Regions from separate parts of the Homo sapiens genome. Here region 2 is linked to region 1. A link is a loop called in an ENCODE intact Hi-C map of the cell type or tissue named here. Cell type or tissue: CD14-positive monocyte. All regions are shown on one strand. Links, peaks and the distances in the headings refer to the core of each region. The heading gives the core; the rest is flanking DNA. Region 1 overlaps KRAS (KRAS proto-oncogene, GTPase). Region 2 overlaps LOC105369701 (a long non-coding RNA gene).

Region 1 (17,044 bases), core at 9,045-17,044:
CAGTTAAGTATCTATGAATATTCCAAAATCCAAAAAAAAAATCTGAAATCCAAACCACTTCTGGTCACAACCATTTTGGATAACGGATGCTTCAACCTGTATATACATGCTACAACACAGATGAACCTTGAAAACATTATGCTAAATGAAGTAAGCCAACACAAAAGGACAAATACCACATAATTCCACTTATATGAGGAACCTAAAATAGGCAAATTCAAAAAGACGAAAAGTAGACTACAGATTACCAGGGGCTGGGGGAGGGAGGATTACTGGGGACTATTTGACAGGTACAGAATTCTAATTTGGGATGATAAAAAAAAGTTCTCAAAACAGATAGTGCTAATGGTTAGACAACATGGTGATGGTTGCACAACATTATGAACACACTTAAGGTCACTGAATTGAACACTTAAAATTAACTACCATGGTCTAGGCGCGGTGGCTCACACTTGCAATCCCAACACTTTGGGAGGCCGAGGTGGGCGGATCATGAGGTCAGGAGATCAAGAACATCCTGGCCAACATGGTGAAACCCCATCTCTATTAAAATACAAAATATTAGCCGGGCGTGGTGGCGGGCGCCTGTAGTCCCAGCTACTCAGGAGGCTGAGGCAGGGGAATTGCTTGAACCCGGGAGGCGGAGGTTGCAGTGAGCCAAGATCGCTCCACTGCACTCCAGCCTGGCAACAGAGCAAGGCTCCGTCTCAAAAAAACAAAAACAAAACAAATGAAAGAAAACTACCATGGTAAACTTTATGTTATGCATATTTTACCACAAAAAAAAATTTTTTAAAGGTATTATATGGAGAGTCAACAATGCAAGTGTACATGCTGGTAACAAAAAGTTATTGACAAAACAAAATAATTTCAAAAATGGGATAGCTCTACCAACTCTATTATTCAAGATGATTTAAATGACAAGAAAAATCAATCAACTTATAAATAATTGTCATGCATCTATTTTATCTATAGTCAAAGGCACACATAAGGAAATGGGCAATACTCAAGATTCTAATGGCCTCATCCACTTCTGAAAACTGTGGAAAAATAATCTAACAGCCAGATGGATATCTCTAAAGAGCAATATTGTTTCATCTGCAAATCCTGAGGGGCCTCTTTTTTCTTTTCTAAAAAGAGAGAGAACTGCAACTATAAGATTAAGTAAAAGAAGGGAGTGGGTAACTTTAACAGAATCTTGAAATAAAAATCTGATTTTCTTCTGACTTTTGGGTAATACTTCTGCTCAAGATTTCACACATTCTGCCAAAACAGTCCTCAAAAAATATGGTAAAGGGATGTTACAATGTGAAGCCATGAAATCATGAAATAAGAAGCAGGGCTAACAACAGGTATAAAGCATAAACATAAAAGCAATTATTTTCTTAATGTTCCACATGTAGGCTATAGTATTAATGTATCTTTTTTTTTTTTTTTTGAGATGGAGTCTCGCTCTGTCGCCCAGGCTGGAGTGCTGTGGTGCAATCTCGGCTCACTACAACCTCTGCCTCCTGGGCTCGAGTGATTCTCCTGCCTCAGCCTCTTGAGTAGCTGGGATTCTAGGTGCACGCCACCACGCCCGGCTAATTTTTGTACTGTTTTTTTAGTAGAGATGGGGTTTCACCATGTTAGTCAGGCTGGTCTCTAACTCCTGACCTCGTGATCTGCACGCCTCAGCCTCTCAAAGTGCTGGGATTACAGGCATGAGCCACTGCGCCCAGCCTCTAAAGTATGTTTAGTTTATGAATTACTCTGTAGACCATTCTATCAGAGGGAGAAAGAGAGAAAGAATGGTCATTACAAATGTTGTTAGTAAAGTATTTCAAAATGTTTACAGTATAAGGAGAATATAAAGATGTCTAAGTGCAGCATGATCACAATAATATGTGTTTATGTATTTATACAAATCTACTATGTGTTTAAAAACTGGTAATATATACATCAAAATGTTATAAAGGTTATGTCTTTAATGGAGATAATTTAAAAGACATTTATCTTGGCCGGGTGCGATGGCTCATGTCTGTAATCCCAGCACTTTGGGAGGCCAAGGTGGGCAGATCACCTGAGGTCGGGAGTTTGAGATCAGCCTGACCAACACGGAGAAACCCCATCTCTACTAAACATACAAAATTACCTGGGCCTGGTGGTGCATGACTGTAATCCCAGCTACTCGGGAGGCTGAGGCAGGAGAATCACTTGAACCCGGGAGGTGGAGGTTACGGTGAGCTGAGATTGTGCCATTGCACTCCAGCCTGGGCAACAACAGCAAAACTCTGTCCCAAAAAAGACATTTATCTCTTGCTTATCTCTTTTCTTTGTACTAGATGCTATGTTAAATGTTTTTCTTTGGTTTTCAATTTTTTAAAGTATGAAAACCTACATATTAGACTATAATTTTGTGCTTATCTTTTAAAGCATATGGTATTTTCCAAACCATCTGTAATAAAAATTAATTATCTCACCAGTCAGAAAAAAAAGATGGATATTTATTTTCTAAATAAGAGGCTCTTTAGTAGAGATTTGAGCATTCAGTTGACATTTACTTAATTTAGCCTATTCTCTTATTAAATACTTGAAAGAACTCCTATAGATCACAAATTAAAAACCATTCTAAAGAGTAATGAAAAAGCAGGAGGTGGGAGCAAAGCACAGAGTCTTAGAGTCAACCCATTACCCAGGCATGGCTACAGAGCATGTAAAGCTGACCAAAGACTCTTCCTACCTATTGCTGCCACCTCACATTCTTTTTTTTTTTTTTTTTTTTTTTTTTTGAGATGGAGTCTTGCTCTGTTGCCTAGGCTGGAGGGCAGTGACACGATCTCGAGTCACTGCAACCTCCGCCTCCCAGGTTCAAGCGATTCTCCTACCTCAGCCTCCTGAGTAGCTGGGACTACTGGCACGTGCCACTGTGTCCAGCTAATTTTTGTATTTTTAGTACAGATTGGCCAGGCTGGTCTTCAACTCCTGACCTCAGGTGATCCGCCTCGGCCTCCCAAAGTGCTGGGATTACAGGCGTCAACCATCGCGCCCAGCCTGTCACCTCACATTCTTTACTTACCAATGTAGGCTGAGTATCCCTACTCTGAAAAACCAAAATCCAAAAATACTTCTAGGTCCTAAGCATTTCAGATAAAGAATAGTCAACCTGTAATGTGGGATATTAGTAGTTTATGTACATATTTCATAAGATGCTTCCATGGTGAATACACCAGTGCGACCGAGAAACTGGGAAAGCAGTCCCCTATTCACTGATAAATCTCATTCCTATTATCTTTTCCCTACCAGACCTTAAAAATATCGATAGCAAAGTTCTGAGACACATTCCGTTTCAAAGTAATCTATAACCTACTCATAAATAATACTGTTGATTAGAAATAAAAGGTTTAGGTTAAAAATTCAGTATTTTTAGAGTTAATTTTAACTAGGGTCCTCACTCTTAGAAGTGCAATTAGTCACTGAGCTATTTTCAGTGCAACTTGGTAAAAACTAAAGAAGAAAAAGTGTTAAATGAAATACGATCTAAAAAGAATGGATAAATATAAAGAGAAAACAAACGCAACAAAAATTATATATTAATAAAGATTCTGTTCCAACTTCAGGTCAGGCCATAAGAAACAGTCATCCCTGGTATACACACGGCATTGGTTCCAAGACCCCCCCAGCCTCTAGTCCTACAGTTGGCCCAGGAACATCCAGGTATATGAAAAGTCAGCCCTCCATATCTGCATTTGGTTGGGAAAAAAACGTGTATCACAAGTGGACCCATGGTCACTCAAACGCATGTTGTTCAAGGGTCAACTGTATTTGGAGGAAGAAAAAAAAATATGCATCAATGTAGACTCTTTCAAAAAATTTAGAGTCTAAATAAGGTTTCAGCAAGCTACTGCCCACAGGCCAAATCTTGCCCACTGTTTTTGTATTGCCCATTAGCTAGGAATAGTTAAATAGCTGTTTAAAAAAACAAAAACAAAAACCCAAGACTTTGTGACAAAGACCCATATGGCCCTTTATAGAAAAGTTTGCCAACTCCTGCTGTAAGTTAATAACTCTTCACATTATTTGAAGTATTCTCAACAAATATTATTTATTCTCTTTATATATTTTTTTAAATTTACCACTCTGAGAAAGTACTGGTTATGAAAACCCATCTGATTTTAAAACACAGAGATTCTGTAATGAAACTAGTTAATAATGGAGCAAAGACAAGGATGAAGGTGTTACGTTTTTAATTAGTATTTCCAGCCTTTCAAAAAAGTAAACTTTTAAATTAGGTACATAAGTTACCAAGGTTACTAATTTGTAGCCTTAGGAAACTACGATAAAATAAAGTAACTTAAACTAACTCACAATAAAATATTAAATGAAGGAAAGTTATTCCCCATAGTCCCCCCACTCCCAGCTAAAATATTATTTTTTCCATCTACATAGTAAAAAATTTTTCTAAATGAAATGTACTATACTGGCAAGACTGAATTGTAGACAGAATTCAAACATTTCTGGTGACATAATAAGCACAATATTTTTGGAAAGCAATTACAGTATTTATCTAAAGTCATTCAAATGTTCATAGCCTTTGACATAGTAATGTTACTATGGGAAATTATGCTAAGAAAATATGTGGTTTTTTTTTAAATGACAGTTATAAAGAGATTCTTAACATGGCATCCTAAAATGTCTTACAAAGAAAATTTACTTAAGCATTTAAAACTGACCCATAATCTTGCACCATTTACCTATCTTCAAAATATATCCTACATCCAACCACCTACCACCACCACCACCACCATCCCCCTAGTCCATGATAACTATTTTGTCTCAGGCAATCTGCAGCAATTGCTTCCTAGCAGGTATCCCTGCTGTTAATCTCACAATATAGTCTCCACACAGCAGCAAGTGATAGTTTATAAATGTAGGTTAGGGCTAGGCACCATGGGCTAGGCACCTATAATCCCAACACCTTGGGAGGCCGAGACAGGTGGATCACCTGAGGTCAAGAGTTCAAGACCAGCCTGGCCAACATGGTAAAATCCCATCAAAAATACAAAAAATACAAAAAAAAATTAGGTGTGGTAGTGTGTACCTGTAGTCCCAGCTATTTGGGGAGCTCAGGTGGGAGGACTGCTTGAGCCAGGAAGGAAGAAAATGAATGAATGAATGAATGAACGAAGGTAGGTTAGATCATGTCATTCACTTGCTCAAAGTCCTCCAATAGCACTCTTCGGTCTTAAAAATAAAAATGCAAAGCACTCTTCCTTCTCTGGTACCTCCTATGTTTCCTTCATAGCATGTATTATAATTTGTAATTATGTATTTACTTGTGAAATTGTTTAAGTCTATATCCTCTACTAGGCTTTAAACTCCGTGTTGGTAGGGCTCACGCCTGTTGTACTCACCACTACACACCCTCTACCTAACAGTCTTGAACGCTATAGGTAATTAGTACTGCCTCTTAAATAAGTGAATGAATCCATTTGATGTAAATATATGCAGATACTAAAAAATGAATGGAAATTTTATTAGAATTAAGCAGTTAACATAAATACAATTTAACAGATTTTTCAATTATATAATACAAATCCTTCTCAAATATTCTGAAGATACTACATATTTGAAATGAATGTTCACGACAAATGCCCCACTTTCAATGTAACAGTGTGCAAAGGCAGATTTTTTAATCTTTCAACAATTTGTTTTAAAATCTATGTTTCAATGTTCTCTTAGAAAAACAAGCACATGTTTAAGATACCATAAATTTTATCAAGACAATGAAGCTGTTAATTTTTAAATTACAATATATATTAAGAATAATTTAATAAATTTTACCTTCAATTAAATTTTATATAATATGTAAAGTTTTATGTAAAAATACAACCAAAACAATACACACAGAGATTTTAACACATTTATGGGAGGGAAGAAAATAAGACTAGGGAAAAGAATGCAGGAGTCTTCAACAATATTAACTTTTCTATCTTGGAAAAAAGAAAGAGCTAAATCAAATGTTGCTAAATGTTAAGATATGAAAGAGCTGGTTGGTACACACATGAGGTTCATTATACTACTATTCTATAAAGCACTAAGAGTGCACCCATTTTATCATTACTTAAAATGGATTTCATATTTTTAAATTTTTGTTGGTTTGATAAGCTACACATTTTTATTGTTTTCATACCAATTTCTTTGAGGAGTAATAATGTTATATAGGTTTTTTTTCTTATCTGCATATTTATCGCCAACGTGTGTCCTTTGCCCATGTGGAATTTTAATCTTCTTTTACACTGACTTGCATAATTTTTTTAATGAAGTGTTTCCTGGTTTATTAAATGCCTTTATTTTGAGGAATTTAAAAGCTAACTCATTCAAGATAAGATAACCTCATTAACCAGAACATCAAGTTTGTCATTTTTCCATTATAATTAATAACTAAATTATTCAGTGTGTTCACCTTTTAACATACTCGAGTATGGGTTTTCCAACTCAGGCAGTGACTCTGACACAGAGACATATTCCATGTATCAAAACAAAACAATATATACATTCCAAGTATAGATTTTGTTTACTATATTGTAGTAAACAAAAAACCTAAAGAAACTAATAACTTTTACTAAAGGTAATCATATTACTATTAATAGTAATTACAGCAGTCAACATTTACTGAGCCCTTACTTATATGCCAGATACTGTCATAAGCATATTACAAACATCATCTCATTTAATCTCCATCTTCATTCTGCCAATTCCATGAGATGCTCTTCTCAATATAACTAGAACTGCTGAAAATGTCAATAATGTATTACTCGGGGATTTCCTCTTGAAATTGTATGTTTTCTTAATGTATTAAGTATTGTAAGGACTTTTTACATACTGCTTAATAACACCTGTAGGAAAAGATGAGAAACTTTTACTCAATTAATGCTCAAGTACTTTACGTTACTCTTCCGAAAGGTTATTTAAATTCACTGTAGAATGATGTGTTCCGCACTTTCCGTTTATAAGCCATCAAAGACGGTTGTAGACTGTCAGAATTATAATAGGGAAGAAACAGGGAATTTAGGGTATGTAAACAGAGGTTGATGAGTTCATTCCCATCTACCCACATCAGTCTCCCTTGTATCATAGAAACACTTATTGAAAATCTAGGTGTCACATTCCGTGTCACACATTATATAGTTTCTGACCTCAAGCAACTAAGGTGAGTGGAAGAGACATGAACGTAAATAAATAATTAAAATAAAATGAATGTAACACCATATGCAAGACGAAGTACAATGGTGGCACACAGGAGAGATCAACTTTGTATGCATTAAGAAAGACGGGGAGGGGAAGGACATTCCAAGCAGGAAGGAGCAAACAGAATGTAAAAAACATAGAACAGCATGTTGAGGACACAGAACCAAGGAGCTCCATATAACTTTAGCTTAGAACAGCGGTCCCCAACTTTTCCGGCATCAGGGACCAGTTTCGTGGAAGACAATTTTTCCAAGGACCGAGTTGGGGGTGATTTCAGGATGAAACTGTTTCACCTCAGACCATCAAGCATTAGTTAGATTCTCCTAAGGAGTATGCAACCTAGATCCTTGCATGGGCAGTTCACAACACGGTTCACGCTCCTATTAGAATCTAATGCTGCCGATCTGACAGGAGCTAAGGCAAGTAATGCTCACCTCCTTCCGGCTGTGCAGCCCAGTTCCTCACAGGCCACACAGGTGGGTACCAGTCCGCAGTCCAGGGTTTGGGGATCTCAAAGGCTTAGAGGATCTCTAAGGCTTAGAGGCCTTAGAATAAGCACCAAGAAGTGAAACTGGACAATCAAGCAGGGGCCAGCTTACGGAGGGTCATGTGTATATTAAGTAAGGAGTTTTAAACTTCATCCTATACAAAATCACTAAAAGGTTTTTAAAATAGGAAGGGAGATCAGATTCATTACTAGCATTATCATGACAAATTATAGAAAGGGACAAAATGTTTTGGCCCTTCCCAGACACTGACTCATCATACCCACTCAGATTCACCAGTAGCAGCCAAAGGCACCTCTGCAGGGATTAAGCCTCAGCGACAAGGGGCCCCTCCTCTGAGCTTCCAGTTCTGATAAACCCCAAATCTTCCCAGCATTCCCTGAATCTTAGGAGTAGTGCCCATTCTTGATGTTACTGTGTTACTTCAGTGTTTTTTTGCCTTTCAGTCTTCCAACACCTAATTAGTTCTCTGTGCTGAAATATCTAGTATGGTTTCTGCTTTCTGAACTAGACTTTTGACTTCTATAAATGTTAAAAATGGGTGGAAATAAGAGAGAGAAGAAGGGGGAGGGAGGGAGAGAGGGGAGCAGAGACTGGGAGATGAGCTACGAATTATTACAAGAAATGACAAAATCTGAACTAAGGCAGCAACAGCAGTATGGACCGAAAAGATTAAATAGATTTGAGAAATACTTAGGTAAAATTGTTGGTAGGAATGTAAACAGTACAATCACTACCAAAACCACTTGGCAGTTCCTCAAAAAGTCAAAGACAGAGCTACCATATAACCCAGCAACTGTACCTTAGATATACACCCGAGAGAAGTGAAAACATATGGTCACACAAAAACGTGTACATAAATGTTTATAGTGGCATTATTCAAAATTGCCAAAAAGAGGAAATCACTCAAATGCCCATCAAATGAACAGATAAACAAAATAAGGTATATCCATATAACAGAGTATTATTCAGCCAGAAAAAGGAATGAAGGAATGATCAACAAGCAAAAACATAGACGAACTCTGAAAATATCATCCTGTGTGGAGGATGCCAGACACAAAAGGCCACGTCTGTACGATTCTCTTTATATGAAATAATCAGAGTGGACAAATCCACAGAGATGGAAAAATTAGCAGTTTTTAGAGGCTGGTGGGAGAAGGGATTGGGGAGTGGCTGCTAATGGATGTGGGACTTTTGGGGTGATAATAACATTCTGGAATTAGTAGTAATGACTGCACAACCCTTGTGAATATACTAAAAACCATGTACACTTGAAAAGTGTAAATTGTATGCTATGTGAATACATTTCAATTTTTTAAAATAACAGAGCTTACCGACAGGGGATGAGTACAAAGGGGAGGGCGAAGGAAAAGATGAGTGATATTGGGCATGTTGAATTCCCTGTACTCATGGGTTGTCCTGGTGGATATGACCTGCAGGCATCTTGATATACATACATGTCTGGTGCTCAGGACAGAAGTCCAGGCTAGAGATAGACTTGGGAGTCTTCGATCCATGGACAGCCGAAGAACTTCACTTATTTGTGCTATGGGCTTGGGCAAACTACTTTATCTCACATCTTCTCTAAGCTATTGTTCCTTCAGCTGTGAAAGTAGGTAAAACTGCATACAGGACTTTATACATAGATTAATATTAAAGACCATGAAAATCTCTTTATAAAATGAAAAGTGCTATAAAAAGTTAACTGCATTATTTTATATACTACACGCAGGCCAAAAAGTAGGGGCAGGCCACTGGCTACTGAGAACTGTTCAGAAACAGTATCTTCTCCTTACAAAATCACTGGGCACCTACAGTTGAAATAATTTTGCAAAACTGGTCACCATATTTCAAAATAAATATAATGGAGCTGGACAAATCACAGGGAAGGATAGCTACAACTGAAGGCTATGAAGGATTTCTGTTTTGATTAGGGAGTGAAGATGTTAAAGAGCTTATTTTCATGGCAGAATTTTCAATTAAAAACTAAGACATTCACTAAAAGTAAGGATAAAGAAAACAAAGACTTCTTTACTAAATGCTGGATACTTAAAATTATAAGAATGGTGAACATTAGCTTAGTACTAGAGAGAATTAAGTGTGTACTACTCCCAAGAGAAAAAACTAGTTCAAAAATCTGAATGAACTCAAGGAAAATTTATATGACAAATTTTGAAAATAACGATATAATGAGCATACATGTGTAACCTGTTCAAGTCAGATGGCATTTGCCCACAAGTGATCACTTGAAGTCCAGGTAAGAATGAGAGGCTGGAATGACCGTGGATCCAATCTTAATGCCAATATAATGTTCATATTTTATATTATATACCTCTCATATTATTTATTTAGCCTTAATAGCAATTTCCTTAATCCAAGACTACATGTGAATTATGTAATTTATTGAGGCTTGAAAAATAAGCATGAAATAATCTAACGGTATCTGAAACTTTAGTGCCCTTTTCTCTCTCCAAAACGAGTATTTACTTTTCCCCCAGCCCAATGGTATAAGCTTATTTTAAAAAACTAAAACACAACAAAGGATGAGGGAGTAATTTTGTTTCTAGATGAAATCATACTCAACACAAGGTGCTGTGACCCAGCTTCACTTACATAATGGACATTTTTGAACATCAGTATATCTAAATCTACCTAATATTTCCAACAACTATGTAATTTGTATATATGGACATACCATAATTTATTCACCCATTCTCTATTGGTAGACATGAAGATGATTTCCATTTTTTTAAAATCATAAACAACACTGCAGTAAACATTCTTATATATACATCTTAAACATTTATCCAATTAAATCCTTGGATAAATTTCAAGAAGTTGAATTACCTGGTCAAAGGACATGTAGTTTACATTTTGAAACATATTTCCAGACTGACCTCCATAAAGTCTGAGGGTCTATACTCCCACTACAGTGCAAGGCGCACACTTCTCCATACCCTTCCTAGCAGTTATCATTTTAACCTTAGCCAATATGAAAGTACAGAAATGTTATTTATTGTTTGAACTTGCATCACATTCATGAAGTAAGTGTCTTTTTATATGTTCATGTTATTTATTTTATTTCTTTTTTGGTAGACAAGCTATTTATATCTTTAGTACCCCCCATCCCTTTTTTTCTATTTGTGTGTTTGCTTTTCTCTAATTCATATATAAGATAGCTTCCTGTTACTTGAACCAAATGGTTTTTCTAGGTTTTCATTTGTCTTCTATCTTTGTTAAAGAAAACTTAATTTTTATGCAGCCAGATAGCTCAGTTTTTTCCCAAATGTTTGCCTTAATGGTTTAAGGATACTCTGATGATGAGAAAGGAGTCTCACTTTTCTCAAGGGTGAAAAATATTTATCCAAATTCCACAAATAAGGAAACCTAAAGTTAAATCACTCAATCTATGTTACTTAGATAACACTGCAAGATCCATAATTTAAGAATGACATTATCATTTTTATTTCACAAGTGTATAGTTTAGCATTAAAATTTACACAAGGAGAAACAGGGTAGAACCAGGGTTCTCACTGCGGGAGAAAGAAGGTGAAAAATAGTTAACTCTTGATTTCTTAGTAACATGCATTTCTAAGCTCTGTGCCTTGAAAACGGTCTAGAAGCAGTGACACTGCTGAGGCGGGCAGATCACGAGGTCAGGAGTTCGAGACTAGCCTGGCCAACATGGTGAAACCCCGTCTCTACTAAAAATACAAAAAGTAATTGGGTGTGGTGGTGCATGCCTGTAATACCAGCTACCCAGGAGGCTGAGGCAGGAGAATGGCTGGAACCCAGGAGGTGGAGGCTGCAGTGAGCCAAGATCGCGCCACTGCACTCCAGCCTGGGCAACAGAGCGAGACTCCATCTCAAAAACAAAAAAAAAAATTAATAGAAATAGTGAAAATAAAATATTTGAAAGGATTAAGGAGGGACACACTACCTACCTTACTTTTTTCAATGTTTTATTTTGAAAAAATTTCAAACCTATAGAAAAGTAGTAAAAAATAGTACAGCGAATAGCCTCAGCCTCCCAAAGTGCTAAGATTACAGGCATGAGCCACCATATCTGGCTTATTTCTACTAATTTCTATATTAAGATCCCAATAATTTAACTGTTCCATAACCTACACATTATGAAATAATAATGGTTAAGAGACGCCAGAAATGTAATGCTCTTAAGTATAAAGCCTCTAAATTAAGTCATATATAATTAGCATGATTGCCTAGAAACACTGCTCTTCAAAATAAAGTGGGCCATCCATATCCATGGGTACTGCATCTACAGATTCAACCAATTATGGATAAAAGATATTCTGAGGAAAAAAATCCATGAAGTTCCGAAAAGTAAAACTTGAATTTGCCATGTACTGAGTACTACGTTGAACCCACATGAATGAACTGATGTGCAGGCATTGTAATAGGTATTACAAGAAATCTAGAGATACCTAAAACTAATAAGCTCCATGAAGGCAGGAATCTGGTCTGTTTTGCGCCTCAGTGTATCTCTAGCCCACAGGAAGACTGCATGGTACAAAGTGGGCAGTGAAGAACATTTCTAGGATTAAGGAATTAGTTGTATTGTTAAAACCAGAATCTTAGGAGATTCCAAACCATAAAATCATTTTTTCCTTTCACTTAATTCCATTACCAACTTCCATTTGTATGTTTTTAAATCTTTGGATTTATAAAAACCCAAGGTAGAAAAAAACCATGACCAGTAAAGTTTTATATTCAGGTCTTAATAAATACTTATTCTTAATTTGACCTAAATACAGTACCTGAGTTTTCTGTTTATTCTAAAAATCAGGTGCTCACAACTATTCTACAGTCCTATAAAACTCTACAAAATGTGCACTTTCACAATTTGCCACTTCTGAATAGGACCCTCCTATCATCCCCTGTAACACACCACCAAGCCTTGGACTCCATTAAGCAGCTCCTGAGTGCATGCAAAGAAGCTCAGAGAGCCACACTGCTGCCTTTTAGTCCCTTCAACAAAGTAAGCTCAGTAAGTGTTAACAACTGAACCACCCTATTTTCTTATATACTGCCTCGTTTCCTTTCTTAGTTCACTATACTCACCTACTTAGTTAGGCCTAACTAATACAGACAGTAATCTTTATATTAATATTAGCAGAGAGCAAAAATGATACGAAATCAATCATATAAGACTTTTAAATAAAACGAATATATTTATAAATTGATGCCACCCATAATTTAAACAGCGAAACTACACAAACTTAGGATTTCACTGTTACTTGTTATAAAGCAAATAATTTGACCAGTAGAGGGCACTCACAAAAGTGGGGAGAGCTTCACAGCCTTGAAGAGAAATGATTTATAAAATTGCTGTGTGTCTCTGATTTTAAAAACAGAATGTTTTAATAGAAGACTGGAGTAAGCTAACATATCATTAACGTACAAAAGTTAAAGTTTAAATCTTTGTTATACTTGAAAATCTAACATAAACCTTATGTCAGGGACATGAATTTGACAATTTAAAGGATGTTTAAAGCTACAGGTTAACATATCAAGGTTTGGATCTTAACACCATTGAGGTTTGGGGTCAGATAACCCTGTTGTGGGGGCTTTCCCGTGCACTGCAGGAAGTTTAATATTAGGTTGGTGCAAAGGTAACTGCAGCTTTGCCATTTAAAGTAATAGCATCTACTCAATAGATGCCAGTAGCAGTACTCTCTCCCCAAGTTGTGGCAACCAAAAACATCTCCAGATGTTGCCAAATGTCCCCTGGAGGGCAGTCACCCAACCATCCCTCATTGATTACTAAAGATATATGTATAAACTCAGAAGAATAGCAGCTTACAAATTACATAAGGCTTTTCTTATACCAGTCTTCAGTATCAGTTTAATTTTACAAATTTTCTCTCTATAATCTACATACTTCATTCGTAGGTAAAATGAATTCTACAATGAACATGGAAAAATAAAAATAAAATAAAAATTAAAATAAACCTTGGTAAATAAATACTCTACAGCTCAGAACACTAAAGATGAAACAAACCAATCCAATGATTAATCTGGTCTTCCTTACTGAATAGGAAACTGTTCCATCAAAGAGGGGCATAATACTTGAACTGAATTATAAGTGCCACAATAAAAGCATGCTGATGTCAAACAATTAGAGCCTGGGAAAAAATACTTCCTGCTATATTTATTCTTACTAGCATATTATATACAGTAGATACTTAATATATATTTGGTAAGTGATCAACTAATCATTCTGATCTCTGTAACTACCTACATTTTTTTAAAACGAGACTTTTCCTCTTCCACCAAATTTTACCTTAGAAAAAAAACTTCAGGGTTTTGATAATAAATGATCTCTGAACTATAAAGGTATATATTTCTAGCCAAGTATTGTGTTTGGGGGCTATTTTGAGTTTTCAATAATCTTGCCCTAATAACGAGGTATTTCATTATCTCTTTAGTGGGCTTCATAAAAGATAACAATATATACTTCACAATACAAGTAAAGGTGATTATGTGCACAGCCTCGAATACAAACATACTCCATCTATGTGTCATACCTGAATGATTTTACATCATACCTCTGCCACTAAGTTGCCATTAGATAGCAGGCTAAGTTCAAATTTTGGTATACTTACAAATCTGAATTAGTCTCCATTAGTAAATATTTTCTTAATTTGAAAGATAGCTAATTTTCAGTTTTAAAAAGTTATACAAGAGTACAGTGCAAATTCTACTTAACTTGGTCTCAGAGAATTTAAATTGAAATCCTACCACTTATTAGCTACGTATCCTTAGATGAGTTACAACCTCTCAGAGACATTATTGAAAGAAACAATAGCCACCCTCCTTACTATCTCTTAGTGTAAATTTTGAAAAATCTAAATCACCAAAAAATACAGTATTACTTGATTTAAATTTTTAAAAAATTTATTTCCATTTTAAATGTAGAAAAACTGCTAATAATTCCAAAATGTGCAGTCATATCCTTTCTAATTTTCTCTCTGACCCACACGGATTGGTAAATACCAATCAAAACCTGCAATGGCAGTGAAATCCCCATATCCTCCTAAATTTTTAACTTTTTACAATAACATGGAGTCAGCATTTCCATTTAACCAACTATTTAACTACTAAGTTCTCCTGCCTTTCTTACAGTTTAACTACACCAAGAACTTAATGTAATGTGTCAGTTCCCTCAGAGACTCACTGTAACTTGGGAGATAAGAGATAATCTCAGATACCTTTTCCCAGGTGACTAAACTACGTCAGGGACCGTCAGTTTCAAAGTTCACAGGTAACCAATGCTTCCCAGAGTCAAGTCTTCTGGTTTGGCAGAAATCATAAGCAGAGTTATAGGTTTAAGTTTATAAACTTTTTCAGCCTTCCGCCCAAATAAAGGCTTAACTGTTAGCTTTATTTCTTCAACATTTATATTGCATTTTAACAATCATTAGCAAAAGGTTTCCTAACCCACTTTATCACATTCATGACGTCATGCTGTATATACTCATATAGCACTCATGACCTCTGATTGGAAACAAAGTGTAATGGAATTTCTCAGATTTTCAGGGAAGACAGACAGCATTTCCAGTAAAATCACCTTCCAAAATCCCAGGAAAACTTTCAGGCATAAAGTGAATTATATTAAAACTTCCTTTTACATCTGATTTAAATAGTAGAGTCTGCCAAGTAACCCTGAATTTGCAATACAGATTAAAATGGGTGCACTATTCAAACCTCTTCAAAGAAACAAAACTATAGTACACATTGAATTAACTTGTCAAAAGTAAATATACAGAGACTATTGCATAGGCAGTCTACTTCAATTAGACTGTTCCCCTTTACTGCTGTAAATTCTTAAAATTGGAAGCCAAATAAAGTTGTTTCTATGTTTAAATCAAATCTTTGCAAATAGGCATTATTTCTCCACTTTTTTATAGTACCAAAAATATGTGACGTTTCCTTATGATTAGTTATCTAATCAATTCTCCAGGTTCTAAACTGCATAAATATCTTCCCAAGGCCACCCAATGCCCTCAGAACTTGCCTCAGCGCAAAGTGTCTCTTCAAGACACTACACAGTACAGTACGTTAATAAGGCACTTTGACCTGTTCTAGATTTCACAGCTTGGAACTTGAAGAAAGTTCTTAGAAATTTTTCAGAACTGATTTTTTTAAATTAGTACACTAGATGTAGAATAAATGCTAAAGTATTAGGACTGCTTAACCCAGGGTAAAGAAGCCTAAGAAACAATCTAACAATATAGGGCTATTTCAAAGACAAGGCGATATGCTTATTTTCCATCTCCACTGATGTTAAATTTAACATGAAGATCCAAATTACATGTAAAATATGCTAATAAATATGTTCTGAAAATGAGTTAACAAGGACAGTTGGGGAATGTCCCCTCCTGGAGGTCTTTGAGATTAAATAAATCCTCATCTGCTTGGGATGGAAGTTCTACTCCATGACCTTCAAGGTGTCTTACAGGTCTTTACTTATCATTCTGCTGCTGGTCTTTACTTTGGTAAATTTTCATTAAACTAAAAAAATCTGAAAATAATCCTCAAAAACATGATAACAATTTAAATTTACTCAAGGAATTTTTTTTTAAATCCTAGTATTTCCTTGAGTAAATTTAAAAATGACAACAAAGCAAAGGTAAAGTTGGTAATAGTACCTTTATATAAACCACACCTTAGGCAAATAATTCATTTTGTAAAATTTATCCGGTAGTTGTAGGTTCTCTAATGTTGAGAAGAAGATAGGAAAATACTGCTGATGAAGTTTAAAAAAATCAACCATCAAACAATTATATTTCACTAGTACAATTAAATCTAACCTTTACATATGATGTCACAATACCAAGAAACCCATAAAAATAAAAGTTACAATAAAAAGATTGTCTTTTAGGTCCAGATAGGATACAAATTTCTACCCTCTCACGAAACTCTGAAATACACTTCCAATCAAAATGCACAGAGAGTGAACATCATGGACCCTGACATACTCCCAAGGAAAGTAAAGTTCCCATATTAATGGTTACATATAACTTGAAACCCAAGGTACATTTCAGATAACTTAACTTTCAGCATAATTATCTTGTAATAAGTACTCATGAAAATGGTCAGAGAAACCTTTATCTGTATCAAAGAATGGTCCTGCACCAGTAATATGCATATTAAAACAAGATTTACCTCTATTGTTGGATCATATTCGTCCACAAAATGATTCTGAATTAGCTGTATCGTCAAGGCACTCTTGCCTACGCCACCAGCTCCAACTACCACAAGTTTATATTCAGTCATTTTCAGCA
Region 2 (17,044 bases), core at 2,889-10,888, 93 kb after region 1:
GCATTTGAAATTCTTTTTAATGTTTATCATTTATTATCTTGTTCTGCCAACAATTTTAATAGTTTCCTGCAAAATAGAGTACATGAGAATAGTTTTTTGGCCAGGCACAGAGCCTCACACCTGTAATCTTAGCATTTTGAGAGGCCTAGGTGGGTGGATTGCTTAAGCTCAGGAGTTCAAGACCAGCCTGGGGAACATGGTGAAACCTCATCTCTACAAAAAAATACAAAAATTAGCCAGGTGTGGTGGCTCGCACCTGTAGTCCCAGCTACTCGGGAGACTGAGGTGGGAGGATCGTTTGATCCCAGGAAGCAGAGGTTGCAGTGAGCCAAGATCGTGCCACTGCACTCCAGCCTCGGTGACAGAGTGAGACCCTGTCTCCAAATAAATAAATAAATAAATAAATAAATAAATAAATAAATAAATGTATTAAAGAAAAAGAGAATAGTTTTTTAAAGTTTTAAAATTGTAACTATGCTAATGTTAATGAACTGCCATGAGAGGGACTGTATAAAACATAATATGTACACTCCAGACTCCTGCTCTAGCATAGAGTTGTCCACTACAGCACATTTTCTCTTGAGTTCAACAAGCCAGTAAATCATGCTCAATGTAATGATTCCATTTTCCTACCACTTTCCTCTATTCAAATCGCTGGGAACCTTTGCTTGCTTGTGCAACAAAGCATGATGTCATTTGGCTTGCTATTAACCTGCTCAGAAGCAGAAATGCAAACGAGGACACCAAAACCACGTGACACTACTCAGCTATAAGATAGTTATTCTGATGATTCACAGCATGCTTATCTTAATTGTTTTAGATTAAAAACAACAACAATAAAAATGCACAAAATTAAAAAACAATTATCTTTGGACTTCTGTACTCCTGAGAAGACAAACATGGAAACAAACATAGGTTCTCTTAGATATTAGTAGACGTGCTGTAAACAAAACAAAATTTAAAAACTTCCATTGTTGAATATGTCCAGGAAACCCATTACCATATTAAAGGCTTTGAGAAATTCCAGTTAACTTTGTTTTGCTCAGTTCAAACTAGAATGTATTTTGGCGAATGCCAATGTAAACAACAATACACTAGGTACTAGAATCAATACATCTAGAGAGAACCACATAACTTCAGAGACAAATCATCTCAAAATGTTGACTGGCAAATTGCTTTCAGCTCAGATTTTCTAAAATTTGTTTTTCTTTTTTTCCACAGCTCAGTCTTCAAAGGTCTACAGAAATCGGATGTCTGTTTGTACGATATTAAGCACACATAGTAATATCTGTATTCAATTTAACTCTCATCTTAAAAAGAGGAATTGTATTTTTAGTTTGAATATGCACAATGCCTAGTGCATTGTCTTACATGTCATAAACACTCACCAAATGTTTAATATTTGACTGATGATGCAATTTATCCAAGCCCTAATTGTAATTCACAGGCATGATTTTTGTTCATAATAACCACGTCCTTGGAGACTGAAGCAAATGGACACAAATGATAAAGCCAGAGTACTGTTGGGAACCTCTAGCCTTGTTGTTGTTGAATAAATATTCATGGTATATGCATGAATAAAATATATGGTAGGACATTTTTATTTATGAATACAATAAACAAGATTGAAAAGAACATGGGATATATTTTTAGCTAGTGCCTTTCCCTTTTTATGGGACTGGATGGTTTGATGCTTCATATTTTAAAAAGGTATTTTCACCTCCTTTGAGATTTTTATGAGTCCTTTTTAGTTGGGAAAAACTGCTGCCTCCTGTAGCACGAGGTCTGTAGAAGCTGCTTGTGGATTTTGGCCCTGGGGATGTAGGCGTTATTGTGTATTTCTATAATTTCTCAGGGATATGTAACTTGCCTATAAAAATATGCCTGTGGGTTGAATCTTGGCAGTTAACATTTCAGTAAGAGAATATATTTAGTAATATCTGAATGTCTAAAAGAGTAACACATAGGTAAGCTATTTTAAAAAACTGGGTGACAAAAACATTGGTTGTTATTGCCACTTTTTGAATGTGTTTTGCTATAAGTAAATATCAGCTTTAAAATTTATTTTTTAAAAAACATTTGAGAGGCAAGGATTTGGGTTAGCTCTGCATTGGCTCCCCTCGTCATGAAAAACAAAGAACTCAAATCCTTCATTTGGAAAACTGGTGACACTGAGCTAGACTTTCTGAGGATCTGACATCTTTGCATACTAGGTATTTCCGTTGCCTCTGTAGTGTTGACATAAGTCAATACATACTGACTTTCGTTTTTGGGCTCAATTTTTGTTTGTTTGTTTGGTTTGGTTTTTGAGACGGAGTCTTGCTCTGTCCCCCAAGCTGGAGTGCAGTGGTGCAATCTCGGTTCACTGCAGCCTCCGCCTCCTGAGTTCAAGCGATTATCCCACCTCAGCCTCCCGAGTAGCTGGGAATAGAGGTGTGCACCACCACGCCCGGCTAATTTTTGTATTTGTAGTAGAAATGGGTTTTCACCATGTTGGCCATGCTGGTCTCAAAGTCGTGACCTCAGGTGATCTTGGGCTCAAATTTTGATGGGTAGTAATGATCTGGAGATCTGGAGTTCTCATTATGATCTCTCTTTTTCATTAATTCAGTTAGTTTAAAAAGTATGTATAGAGAGTGTTTAGCATTCTTAGCCTTGTATTGAAAATATACAATGACAACACCTAAGAATTGGAGGGCATTATCTTTGTCTAACAGGTGATTGTAACTTAGAAATGCAGATGAAACAAAAGTAATCAGCAGTGTAATGTAAGTCTTTTGCTCAGAGATACCATGATTAGTAGCTTACGGAACAGACACAAGTTAATTAGCCTACAAATTTAAAAAACCAAAATGAATGAATAATAAACAGATTTGGAAGGTAGATTAGTGGAGTGAAAACCTCATGCTTTGAATCTAAGTGCTACTATTGATTGTTACCTAGACTTTTTTAGCTTTAATGCCTTCATTTGCAAAATAGGGATAATTATAGCTACCTTGCAGGGTTGTTGTAAAAATTAGATAAATACAATGTGTTCTATAAATGGGGACTATATGTAATGAATATTATTTTCATGACTAAATCTCCATTGGAGCTTCACAGCCATTAAGTACTAGTAGTAATACCCAACAAGGGAAAATTTGGGTTGTTTAGAGTAGCTGGAAGGGTCTTGTCCTTGCGGAGGTGAGACCTGAGTGAGAGTAGATTACAGACAATTGATGCGAGCCAAAGGGAAGAGTAACTATTACCAGCCAAAGCTTGGCTTAGAAGAGGGCCTTTCTTTGACCTTACTTAGGAACTGAAGCCCCTAGATGCTAAAGCCACATGGCAGGATTATAAATCCAAAACCTGCATGTTCATACTCAATAGTGTGGCATATTCTTATGCAAATTTTAAGTTGGATATAGTTATTATTACTGAAATTTATTTAGGTAAGAGGAGACCTATTGCAAGACTAAAGAAGGAAAATAATCAGACTGTATCAAAACTCATCTGTTATTGGCCATATTTTCATATTTTGAAAAATACACTGGTTTATCTTCCAAGCACACAGAAAGTTGAGCATTAGACTTGGTGTTTTCACAGACATTATCTCATTCCACCCTGACAGCATAGTTGGAAAGTGTGCATTCTATCCTCATTGTAAGTATGAGGAACAAGGCTTAAAGAGCCCAGTAGGGCCAGCATCAGAGCCTGGGTTTTATTCGCCTGTAACTACACCATGTTACACAGCTCCTGCATATCACATATCACAGTGGTTTTCTGCTGCTATTCGTAAATTTCGTAGGTAACTGAGAGAGAGAGCATTGAGGGTGAGGGGATAGAAGTGTGGAGTGAGACAGGTGCTCTTGCGATGGAGATGGGGGTATATATGGCACATAAACCATGGGATTGCAATGGGGACTGGGCAGGGAGGAGACCACAGACCATCAGGCAACCAAACTCTAAGATAATTGTCCAAGGACTATTAATTTACCACCTTGGGGCTCCCAGTGAGACCCCAGAAACGCTGAAACCCTATTTCCTGTTTTCTCTTTTACTTGCTAGATGTCCCAATTCTTTTTTAGCATAACTTGATGTGACACCAATGTCTTTGATACGTGTGTCTGAGAAAGCAGCTACTGAAAACCATCTTCTCCAGCAAGCCTTCCAGGACTGCAGGTAAGGGTGTCTGTCACTACTCCCAGCAGCCCCCAAGGGTGGACAGTAGTAACCTCCTGGGATTCACTCTCACCTGTCACTCTGTGCATCTACTCACCTTTCTTTTTATTCACAGTAAACCCTTTCCTTGAATTCAATGTTAACAACATTCTCTACACCCCCTTTATAGTCCAGTGTTATCTGGTTATCTGCCTCACTTTGGAAATCAGAACCTCCTAATTAGGCAGGGTATGGTGGCTCACGCCTGTAATCCCAGCACTTTGTGAAGCCGAGGTGGGCAGATTACCTGAGATCAGGTGTTTGAGACCAGCCTGGCCAGCATGGTGAAACCCCATCTCTACTAAAAATACAAAAAAATTAGCTAGGGGTGGTGGCATGGACCTGTAGTCCCAACTGCTTGGGAGGCTGAGGCAGGAAAATCACTTGAACCCAGGAGGCAGAGGTTGCAGTCAGCCAAGATCATGCCACTGCACTCCAGCCTGGGCGAGAGAACCAGACTCCATCTCAAAAAAAAAAAAAAAAAAAAAAGAACTTTGTAATTGTTTACTAGAAGCCTTGGGAAAGACCTTGAATTTGCAAACCTGTGAATTTTTCCACTCTGAGGACGGGAGCAGAGCCTGCAAGAATCAGACCAGCCCTGTCATTGAAGCTTTGGGCTGTCTTCTGGACTATTTTCTGTCTTTTACTCTTGAGTTAGCAGTTTCACTCTTAGTATGGTATAAGTCAAGTTTGCAATGACAGTGAGTTTCAGCACTCTGCCCAGGTGTGCAACTGTATTAAGGTGTCCATTGAACAATGCACAACGAAAGCTTTTAGATCACTGGCAGAAAATAAATAAATTGAATAAGTAAAAATTGAAAGCAGATTATAGAATTAGTTAAGCATAGTTTTTAAAGCACTATGTTTCTTTATTCCAAAAGGAATACATGTCTATTGCACAAACTTTGGAAAATGTAAGAATTTGACATGATTGTTAACAGAGCAGAGGCATTTATCTCTTAGCTGGCTTGGGGTCCATTCTCCTTTCCACATCATTTTCTCCTGTGAGAGAACAAATGTGACAAAGGGTATCAAGAAGTTTCTTTTCCTTCCCTCTTTTCAAGACTGCATCTTACAGAGGTGTGTCAGATCTAGAATTCTACATAGAGGGGCTTAGAAGTCATGTCTTGTTACAAAGAGAGGATTAAAGCTGTGAGTTTGTAAAGCATGTGACATAAGACCTGAAAAACATCAACTATTCGTTTTGAAGAAGGGCTCACAGAGAGATTTTGAAAGACAAAACCCTCCCAAGCTACACTCCTAGTGCCTCAGTTGCTACAGAGGGGTGTCCACAAGACTATTTAGTTACCTATTCCGTTAATAAGCATTTATTGAGCACCTTCTATGTGCAATGCCATAAGGTAAATCCTAGACAAAACAAGAAACAAAAATGAACAAACTGTGGTTCCCAGCTTTATGGAATTTTAAAATAACAAAAGATTTTGCTTGACATTTAGGTCATTTTCTACTAAAAATAATACTGTGATGAAATCCCTGTGGTTGAATTCTTTTGCACATCTCTGAATATTTCCTTAGGATTTATTTTTAGAAGGAGATGTGCAAGGTGTCAGCTTGATGATCTTAGAACTTGTAAAATAATCAGACAAATCAGAAGACATAGCCAGAATTTAATGGATTATTAATTTATTATCTATAGTAGTTGCGTTGTTCTAAAACTTAAAAGTACATGTAAAGAATTCAGGAGTTTGACTAAAAAGACATTTAAATGGCTGGGTGCTGTGGCTCACGCCTGTAATCCCAACACTTTGGGAGGCCAAGGTGGGCAGATCACCTGAGGTTAGGAGTTCAAGCCTGGCCTGGCCAACATGGTGAAGCCCCATCTCTACTAAAAATACAAAATTAGCCAGGCATGATGGCACATTCCTGTAATCCCAGCTACTTGGGAGGCTGAGGCAGGAGATCACTTGAACCTGGGAGGTGGAGGCTGCAGTGAGCCAAGATCATGCCATTGCACTTCAGCCTGGGCAACAAGAACAAAACTCAGTCTCAAAAAAAAAAAAAAAAAAAAAAAAGCCATTTGAACATCTCAGAAGCCAAAGAAATATAAAATCCAATCCACTCAAATGAGAAAGCTTCAAAAGTGAGTGTTACAGATCCCAATATGATTTGAAAATTAGGTAATAAGATGACTCACATCTAAGGACTTTTGTTTCAAATGATGAAATCTCTGTTTCAGGCTATAAATAGGGCTCAATACGCCAGTATGCCCTTTCAGTGTCATAAACACCGATCGAGTGTCGTCTCAGCCTGTATCACCTGGCACCCACAAAGCTTCAGCAAGTCAATCCATAAATTACACAGGGAGGTAATCCTCCAAACTGTGAAGGATGACATCATCACTTCCTTGATGACTAAGCCTCTTCCAACTCTACGAAGATTTAGAAAGTTTTTCATGGTATTAACATATTTTGTGTTAGGAAATCTATGTATGCTTAGTATTTTTGGTTCTTTCTTTTTCTTCCTTTTTTTTTTTTTTTTTGAGACAGTCTCACTCTGTCGCCCAGGCTGGAGTGCAGTGGCACAATCTCAGCTCACTGCAGTCTCCACCTCCCAGGTTCAAGTGATTCTCATGCCTCAGCTTCCCGAGTGGCTGGGATTACAAGAGTCCACCACCATGCCCAGCTAATTTTTGTATTTTTTAGTAGAGACAGGGTTTCACCATGTGTACTTTCAATGTTTATAATTTAGCCTATTACAGTTAACAGATCAGTTCTTAGTTTCTATTTTAAACATGTATGTTATACGTAATGGATTTAGACTTTTGATTTAAGTTGAAATTTTATTGAGCTGATCTATGTATTAAAATAGTGAAAAGATCCTAAAGCTCATTGTATTTATAAGCTTATTAGAGTCATGGTTTATTTGGTACCAGGAAAGTTTGTTTGTTAGAACAGACAATTACAGTGTTGAAAAGAAAATGAATGTTTAAATCTATAGAGTTTAAGGTATTCGAAGGAGCCCCTTTATCTTTAAATGAGATTAAACATAATTGATGGCCCCTAAATATAATTGTTATTAATTACTGGACTTTTGAATAATTCTTTGAATTTAACACCTTAATGAAGAGCTACTGTTTAGAACTTGTCATTTTAATTTAAAAGTTCAAAATAATCATTTTTACACAGAAAATTCTCTTTCAAAGACGCCAAAAAAAATACTCACTTAGAATTAATATAAATGCACAATTCTAGGCTTTTAGTACCTATTAGGCTGTCTATATTTGAAATTTTAAATTCTCTATCCCTGAGTAATCACAAAGTTATCCTAACAACACATTTTAAATATTTCTTTCTAATCTCTCTGTCTCTGTCTCTCTCTCTCTCTTTTCTCTTCTTACTGAATTTTGAATAGTCTAGGTCTAGGGCACACACTCTGACCATGTTTATGAGCTGATTAGCATAATAAAATTATAGGCGAAAAAATAAATCACTTAAAGGTACATAGAAGAAAAATAGAAAGTTATATAATTTTCTTCAGTGAGGATATAAATGCATGCTTTGGATATCCAGAGATTCAAACGAAATCCATTGGTTGGAAAGCTTTTATATTAGAGGAAAAAAGCTTTCATTACCAGAGGGGGAAAAAAGAATTGAGATGACTTTATGAAAGAACCACAAAACTAATTAAAGTTCTGTGAAAGAGGCCCCATAGGGAAAGGCTTAAAGATGTGGGATATTTAAACTGCAGAAAACTGAGGTGAAGTGTCTAGACAAAGTGGTTTGACTAAAGTTGGCTTTTAAATACTGGTTGAAGTTCTTCCAATAACTGGCCCCCTTATAAAGCAAATAAAGCTTATTTTAAAAATTCTTCAGCTGACCTATGAAGTGTAGAATTTAAGGATCTTTAAATATAGGAAGAGATATTCTATGAAGTATATACTAAACAGACATTTTCTTTCCTTTACAGATAGTGCAAAGGCAGAATGAGCTACAGCAAGAAAATTGTAGGTCGACATTAGAAAAATTTGTAGATCTAAGATTGCATTATACAAATAATATACTGGATGATCCTTTTTGGAAGGAAAAAGAAACTAAAATGCATAGAAAGCATTCTTTCTTAGTAGATGAATGTAAAAGGTGATGAGAAAATCACAGGGTGAAGGCACAGGGAAGAGAAGGGAGGATAAGTAGCCACTGGGCTTGGTCAAATCCTAGACAAAAGGTTAGAGAGGTCAAACTCAGCCATTTAATGCCCCTGCCCCTTCTCACATTCAGGTCCAGGAAACTAGCTTCTTGGGATTCTCACTTTCACAGTCGCTGCTCTGAACTCCACCAGTCTTACTCTAAGCCATCTAGCCAACTTCTCCCCATCACTCAGGGCTTTGTTTTTTCTAATTAGATAAAAATCGCTCATCAGGAAAAGTGGCATTTATCAAGGTGTTAATGGGTACCCCTCGGCTAATGTTATCTTTGTCCAAATATCACATTTGCTTTATAATCAGATTTCTTGAATATTTATAACTTTACTAAAAGGAATGACTTTAACAATAGAACTCTCTAGAACTTTTTTAGGTCAGGATGGGAGGGAGAAGAGTTTTGAGGGATCCAAACACTCCATGTACATTGGTTCAACAGCTAATTATTAAGCACTTTCTGTTTCAGACACAGTTCTAAGCACATGCTATAACTTCATATAGTGAAAAGTACTACGAATAAAAGACAACAAGGTGATGAGATAGAGATGAATGGGTAGAGCTGGGATAGGTGGTGCTGGTGGCTACTTTTTCTAGATCGTGCAGTCTCGGAACTCCTTTCTGAGAAGGTGATGCTTGAGCTGAGAATCTGAGTAAGATGGAGCTTGTTAGGTTAAGCTTTGGAGGCAGAGAATATTCTAGGAAAATCTTTAACTGAGGTTGGATGGCCTTTGCATGCATTCAACCTGAGAACATCAGTAGCACTTATGGAATTAATATTGGTCTCTCATCTTCTCTAGAGGTTTCAGAAAACTCTAGGAAATTCAGATCAAGCTTTGACATCCTCTATGATCTTTTTCTTCTTAGATTTCAATCTTCTAAGGCAATTAGAACAGATATACTCTGCTCATATAGGAGTCTATTATTTATTCTTTTTTTATTAGTTCTTGAACATTTATTCAACAAATATTTATTAAACATCTACCACGCGCCAGATAATACAGCAGTGAACCAAACATAAAAATCCATATCTAGGCTGGGTGCAGTGGTTCACACCTGTAACCCCAACATTTTGGGAGGTCAAGGCGGGAGGATTGCTTGACACCAGGGGTTTGAGACCACCCCGGCCAACACAGCGAGACCCCATTTCAAAAAAAAAAAAATCCACATCCATATGGAAATTTGCATTTTAGTGAGAGAGAAAAACAATAAAGAAAATACTTTATTTCATCAAATGTAAGATGGACAATTTTTCACACTTCAAAATCTCTGAAATTGTAATCTGACTTAGTACCATCTTACATTTGTAATTGGCAGCTGTTTTTCTTTTCTTGTGATACAAAAATAATGTTGCATCTTATTATCAAAGACATCTAAGATTTCATCAAGTGTTTCTTACTGATAATAAGAAAAATAAGTAGATGGTTAGATAGTGTTAAGTGCAAAAGAGAAAAATAAAGCAACTTTCACTGCCAAAATGAGTGAGAATAAATTAATTTTAAGAAAAGTAAAGCAAGAGGGGGAAGGGGATAGAAAGTGCTTGTGACTTGGAGGGGCGGGTGGGAAGGGAGTTATAATTTTAGATGGGAAGGCCTCATTGAGAAGGTGCCGTTTGTGCACGACCTGAGGGTGGTGAAGGAGGAAGCCATGTGAATATCTAGGGGAAAGGTATCCCAAGAAGAGAACTGCAAGTGCAGAGGTCCTGAGGCAGGTGCTTGCCAAGTATGCTTAGAAAGCAGCAATGAAGGCCACGTGCCTGTGGTAGAGTGAGCAAAGAGGAGAGCAGTAGGAGATGAAGTCAGGGAGGTAAGGAAGTGCCGGATCATGAAGAGCGTTAACAATTGATTTGTCATTGATGGAGAAGAAGCTGATTTGATGAGAAAATATCAAGGGCCCAACATAAGACACGTTTTAGAGATGTCTGGGAGTCAGTTTATCTGAGGCTGAAATTCAACAGAGGTCCAAGTTGGAGATGTACATCTAGGCTCTATATAGCCAAATTATGGACATGGTTGTGGTGTACATAAATAATTCTAAGGACAGAGCCCGAGGGAGGACTCCAGCATTTTATTGTGACCCACATAGGCCAACTTGGCCTCAAAGACAACTGACTTACCCATTCACTAGCAACTGTATGCACAAGGCTAAATTCTAGATTCATCCAATTACTTTAAAAGGCCCCGTGGGAATATACTCAACAACACTGTGTGTTTATTACAGAGGATGCTGTGACATGTGGTTATTCCTTGAGGAGCAGTGTTTTGTCTATTTCATCTGCTCTGGATATCTTCCAGTACTGGCATATCTTAGGACTGAGCACAGTTTTTCTCTGGATGGCTTCTATTCCATCTATTTTCCATTCCTTCAGAGGTTACAAATAAAGACACTGATTTCCTTACTCATAAAATGAGAGTTTAATGGCTACGTCACAAGATAACTGTGATGACCATTTCAAAGGAAATAAAGAAAGCATTTAGTGCAGCATGTGGGGGCATAGTGTAACATCCATAAATGTTCATTTGCTTATTTCTTTTTCCAGATATGGTCTTGAAGACATCTTAAAAAATCCGTTGGACCAGAGTATAAAGGTGTGTTCCAGAAAATTAGCCAATGGCGCCTGCAGTTATAAAAGAAAGTATGTTCAAAGATTTTCAAGATTATCTTGGAATCATATGAAAAGATTTAAATGCAAAATCTCCTCCTTGGTAATGTATAAGGAACTCCTGTGCTGCTTTGCATCATTGCAACAGGTCTTATACATAGCCTCAGTTATATCAATAATATGATTAGCCATTTATGTTAATTTTGCAGATTGGTAATAAAAATCTAGGCGTTTTAATGGATGTCCTTGTACTTCTTTAACAACTGTTTTTAAAGGATTTAACGTGTACCCAGTAGTGTACTAGCTACTGGAAATCTGCTGGTGAGTAAGACACCATCTGTGCCCTCAAAAAGATAATGTATAGCGAGACTGAAGAATAGAGTGAAATATGGCAAATTTGTCGAGAGGACTAAGTTGAGCACTACGTGAGAACGAGAGCACCACGAGTTTTCCTAAAATGTGCCATAACTTACTGGCAATTTAATTTTGGATGGGGGTCTAGATTCTGATGTTACAATTCCACTCTGTGAGTGGCAGATGATTTCAAACATACCTTTGAAATCAAATACTTCATTCGTATCATTACAGTTTCCTTTCTCCTTTCTATAGTCAGAATTTTTCCTTTCTACAGTCGGAAGTGTGAATATGAATGCCTGATCCTAACCCAAGCATGGCCGGCTACAATAAGAACAGGTATTACAGTCATTTTGTCAGTCAAGCCTGAATCACAGTGTCAATGAGTAAATTATCTCTCAATAGATCTTTTTGTAAAGGTGTGAGAGTATACATGTTCTGCTTAAGAACACCAGCCAACTGGCCGGATGTGGTGACTCACGTCTGTAATCCCAGCACTTTGGGAGGCCGAGGCAGGAGGATCACGAGGTCAAGAAATGGAGACCGTCCTGCCCAATATGCTGAAATCCCGTCTCTACTAATAATACAAAAAATTAGCTGGGTGTGGTAGCGCATGCCTATCGTCCCAGCTACTGAGGAGGCTGAGGCAGGAAAATCGCTTGAACTCAGGAGGTGCAGGTTGCAGTGAGCCAAGATCGTGCCACTGCACTCAAGCCTGGTAATAGTGTGAGACTCCGTTTAAAAAAAAAAAAAAAAAATAGAACACCAGCCTTATTTTCCTCCAGGGAAATCAAATGAATGTATTAGTCCGTTTTCAGGCTGCTGATAAAGACATTTGGGTAAAGATACCCAAGACTGGGCAATTTACAAAAGAAAGAGGTTTAATTGGACTTACAGTTCCATGTGGATTGTGAGGGAAGCCTCACAATCATGGTGAAGGCAAGGAGGAACAAGTCACTTATTACATGAATAGCAGCAATCAAAGAGAGCTTGTGCAGAAAAACTACCCCTTATCATAACCATCAGATCTCATGGGACCTACTCACTATCACGAGAATAGCATGGGAAAGACCTGTCCCCATGATTCAATTACCTCCCACCGGGTCCCCCCCACAACACAAGGGAATTCAAGAAGAGATTTGGGTGGGGACACAGCCAAACCATATCATTCACCCCTGGCCCCTTCCAAATCTCATGTCCTCATATTTCGAAGCCAATCATGCCTTCCCAACAGTCCCCCAAAGTCTTATTTCATTTCAGCATTAAATAAAAAGTCCACAGTCCAAAGTCATATCCCAGACAAGGCAAGTCCCTTCCACCTATGAGCCTGTAAAATCAAAAGCAAGTTAGTTACTTCCTAGATACAACAGGGGTACAGGCGTTGGATAAATACAGTCATTCCAAATGGGAGACATTGGCCAAAACAAAGGGGCTACAGGCCCCATGCAAGTCTGAAATCCAGCAGGGCAGTCAAATCTTAAAGCTCTAAAATGATCCCTTTTGACTCCATATCTCACATCCAGGACACACTGATGCAAGAGGTGGGTTCTCACAGTCTTGGACAGCTCTGCCCCTGTGGCTTTGCAGGGTATAGCCCCTTTCCAGGCTGCTTTCACAGGCTGGAGTTAAGTGTCTGCAGCTTTTCCAGGCACACGGTGCAATCTATCAGTGGATCTACCATTCTGGGGTCTGGAGGACAGTGGCCCTCTTCTCACAGCTCCACTAGGCAGTGCCCCAGCAGGAACTCTATGTGGGGCCTCTGACCCCACATTTCCCTTCTGCACTGCTCTAGCAGAAGTTCTCCATGAGGGCCCCCCACACAAAGGCCCCCCCAAACGCCCCACAGCAAACTTTTGCCTGGGCATCCAGGTGTTTCCATACATCTTCTGAAATCTAGATGGAGGTTCTCAAACCTCAATTCTTGACTTCTGTGCACCTGCAAGCTCAACACCACATGGAAGCTGCCAAGGCTTGGGGTTTCCACCCTCTGAAGCAACAGCCAAGCTGTACCTTGTCCTCTTTTAGTCATGGCTGAAGTGGCTAGGATGCAGGGCACCAAGTCCCTAGACTGCACACAGTAGAGGGACCCTGGGCCTAGCCCACAAAACCATTTTCTCCTAGACCTCCGGGCCTGTGATGGGAGAGGCTGCTGTAAAGACCTCTGACATGCCCTGGAAACATTTTCCCCATTATCTTGGGGATTAACATTCGACTCCCTGTTACTTATGCAAATTTTTGCAGCCAGCTTGAATTTCTCCTCATAAAATGGGTTTTTCTTTTCTATCACGTGGTCAGGCTGCAAATTTTCTGAACTTTTATGCTCTGCTTCCCTTATAAAACAGAATGCCTTTAACAGCACCCAAGTCACCTCTTGAATGTTTTGCTGCTTAGACATTTCTTCTGCCAGATACCCCAAATCATCTCTTTCAAATTCAAAGTTCCACAAATCTCTAGGGCAGGGAGAAAATGCCACCAGTCTCTTTGCTAAAACAGAACAAGAGTCACCTTTGCTCCAGTTCCCAACAAGTTTCTCATCTACATCTGAGACCACCTCAGCCTGGACTTTATTGTTTATATCACTATCAGCATTTCTGTCAAAGCCATTCAACAAGTTTCTAGGAAGTTCCAAACTTTCTCACACTTTCTTGTCTTCTTCTGAGCCCTCCAAACTGTTCCAACCTCTGCCTGTTACCCAGTTCCAAAGTTGCTTCCACATTTTCGGGTATCTATTCAGCAACACCCCACTCTACTGGTACCAATTTACTGTATTAGTCGGTTTTCATGCTGCTGAAGACCTACTCACTATCATGAGAACAGCACGGGAGAGACCTGCCCCCATGATTCAATTACCTCCCACCAGGTCCCTCCCACAACATGTGGGAATTCAAGATGAGATATGGCTGGGGACACAGCCAAATCATATCAATGGGGTAAAAGCATTTTTATTTTCTTCCTGGAGTATTTATATTCAATGGCTCCTGGAAGCAAAATCTCCAACCAGACATAGTGAGAGGTGAAGCCAGCTGGACTTCCTGGGTCAAGTGGGGACTTGGAGAACTTTTCTGTCTAGCTAGAGGATTGTAAACACACCAATCAGCACTCTGTAAAAACACACCAATCAGCGCTCTGTGTCTAGCTAGAGGATTGTAAACGCACCAATCAGCACTCTGTAAAAACACACCAATCAGCACTCTGTGTCTAGTTAAAGGATTGTAAACACACCAATCAACACTCTGTAAAAATGCACCAATCAGTGCTCTGTGTCTAGCTAACATATTGTAAACGCACCAATCAGCACCCTGTAAAATGGACCAATCAGCTCTCTGTAAAATGGACCAATCAGCTCTCTGTAAAATGGACCAATCAGCAGGATGTGGGTGGGGCCAAATAAGGGAATAAAAGCTGGCCACCCGAGCCAGCAGCAGCAACCCGCTTGGGTCCTTTTCCATGCTGTTGGAGCTTTGTTCTTTTGCTCTTCACGATAAATCTTGCTGCTTCTCACTCTTTGGGTGTGTACTAACTTTAGGAGCTGTAACACTCACCATGAAGGTCTGCAGCTTTATTCCTGAAGTCAGCAAGACCACGAACCCACCGGGAGGAACAAAAACTCTGGACATGTCGCCTTTAAAAGCTGTAACACTCACTGTGAAGGTCTGCGGCTTCACTCCTAAAGTCAGGAAGACCACGAACCCACCAGAAGGAAGAAACTCTGGACACATCGGAAGGAACAAACTCCAGACACACCATCTTTAAGAACTGTAACAACTCACCACGAGGGTCTGAGGCTTCATTCTTGAAGTCAGCAAGACCAAGAACCCACCGGAAGGAACCAATTCCGGACACAATGGTTCCTGTGTGTGATAACCTGTGAAACCATTTCACGGTGGTTAATTTTCTCTTAAGTTTCCAGGTAGATCACCAGCTTCCCTCAACATTTATTGAGTGTTTACATACCTGGGTTCTCGGAGGTGAGGAACTTGATAATGATCACCTTGTTGCCTCACTCCTCTCTTTCTGGACATTGTGAATTCTCTTTGATCCATTTTCAACCATAGACATCTCTGTGATCTTTGTTCTTGGAGGTTTACCAACTGATGCTACATCTAAAGAAAACACGTAATTAAAATTCAGTTGGAACCACTTAGAAATGAGCAATACTTAGTTGGAAGCAATTGTCTTCAAAATTCCTTGGTTATTCATTAAGGAGTAACCTCAGAAAACATCCCAGAAAAGGCTGACAGTTTACAGTTTGGAAGACATTAATTAATTTAATAAGGTTGAATTAGGGGCAAAATTTGCAGAAGGATACTCTTTTTGTTTGTTTTTTGAGACAGAGTCTCACTTTGTCACCCAGGCTAGTGTGCAGTGGCTCTCTGCAGCCTCTTCCTCCTGGGCTCAAGTGATCCTCCAGTCTCAGCCCCCAAGTAGCTGTAAACATAGGCACATGCCACCGCACCTGGCTCATTTTTGTATTTTTTTATGGAGATGAAGTTTTGCCATGTTGCCCAGGCTGGTCTTAAGCTCAAGCCATCTTCCTGCCTCGGCCTCCCAAAGTGCAGGAAATATATAGGCATGAGCCACTGTGCCTGGCCCAATATTAATGTTTTTTAAAAAGTAAAGTTAGAAATATAATTTCCATTTAAACAGGAAAGAATTCTTACTGTATTTGCCTAAAATAAAGCAGTATTTATTTTAAAGCTAAGCTTATAGTGCAAGTAATAATTCATCATTTTTATTTCCCAGTTAAAAAAATACAACTTTAGCATTCAAATTTGCATGCTCTTGTTGCCTTTGTAGTTATCAGTGTCTTCAGCACACATGCTGGTGTGTGGCTGCTCATGACTGCTTAAACTGATACACATTTTGAAGTGAATTCGAGATTTCCAGAGAAGGATGTATGCTTACAATTTTGTTAATAAGGTAAAGCATATGCTAATTAGGTCAATTCATGAAGGGAGACATTAGGTCCCTGGGCTTAATAAAAGAGCTGTATTGTATGTATTTCTTTACATCTCTCTTTGATTATGAGTTCCTGACGATCAGGGACCATGTCCTATTCATTGTTACAGTCAAAGCATTAAGTATGTGTAGACCTGACAGATAGTGGAAGCGTAATAAATAATTCTTGAACTGACTCTCAAACAGGCCCTACAGGCAATTATAGTATGGATAAATAAGAGTAGAAATGAAGATTAAAAATAAACTTATAACCCTGATCCTATATTTCTTTAAGATATTGATATGCCCTAGCACTATTGTATGTGGGATTACTAACATACTAATAGGTAGAAGTTAATGCAGGCCTCCAGGGCAGCAGCATATTTCATAAGTAAATTTTTTTTGGATCTTTTCTTAGTTGTTGTTATTTCTAGTATCTGCAATTCAATAAACCGAACTGCTGCATCTAACAATTTTCAGTGCTTATTGTGTATCTAAAGCCAAATATAGCAAGGTTCCCAGAATACTGGATTCCTATAATGGCATAATTGATTTCCTCTTAACGGCTGTGTGTCTGTGTGTGAGTGTGTGTGTGTATGTGTTGTGTGTGTGTGTTTTTCACATAATTACTTATCTATTTAAAGGGGAAAACTTCTGAGAAAAATCACAGGAGGACTGAATTTAGCCTGCTCTGACGAACTAAAAATATGAAATAAAAAATGAACCAGTCTTGGTAAACCATCTCTTACCTCACTTTCCAAACAAATCCATCTGCAAAATTTAAAAATTTTCACTTA

Evidence for each region. A loop is a pair of places that touch in the nucleus more often than their neighbours do. Peaks named below come from ENCODE experiments on the same cell type or tissue, not always from the same donor. Only the 100,000 strongest peaks of a DNase experiment are listed, where the experiment ranks them.
Region 2: it touches region 1 in a loop (2.8-fold over the local background); 28 of 110 quality-filtered maps call a loop at or near these places.

What each region holds. Positions count from the first base shown.
Region 1 is chr12:25,228,349-25,245,392 of GRCh38, forward strand. It overlaps KRAS (KRAS proto-oncogene, GTPase), which reads right to left. Exons shown (of 5, transcript NM_004985.5): 2 at 16,926-17,044. The coding sequence starts at 17,036. Among named protein-coding and RNA genes, the nearest start is that of KRAS, 14 kb to the right of the region's middle. RefSeq lists an enhancer at 15,665-15,834. In CD14-positive monocyte, for the core only: CTCF peaks have their summits at 13,008 (motif pointing right) and 13,213; a DNase peak (open chromatin) is centred at 13,033; H3K27ac peaks cover 690 bases.
Region 2 is chr12:25,327,521-25,344,564 of GRCh38, forward strand. LOC105369701 (a long non-coding RNA gene) reads right to left here. Exons shown (of 4, transcript XR_931444.2): 3 at 15,264-15,412; 4 at 15,084-15,174. Among named protein-coding and RNA genes, the nearest start is that of KRAS, 85 kb to the left of the region's middle. In CD14-positive monocyte, for the core only: no CTCF peak of the experiment used is centred there; a DNase peak (open chromatin) is centred at 6,481; H3K4me3 peaks cover 1,481 bases; H3K27ac peaks cover 1,736 bases.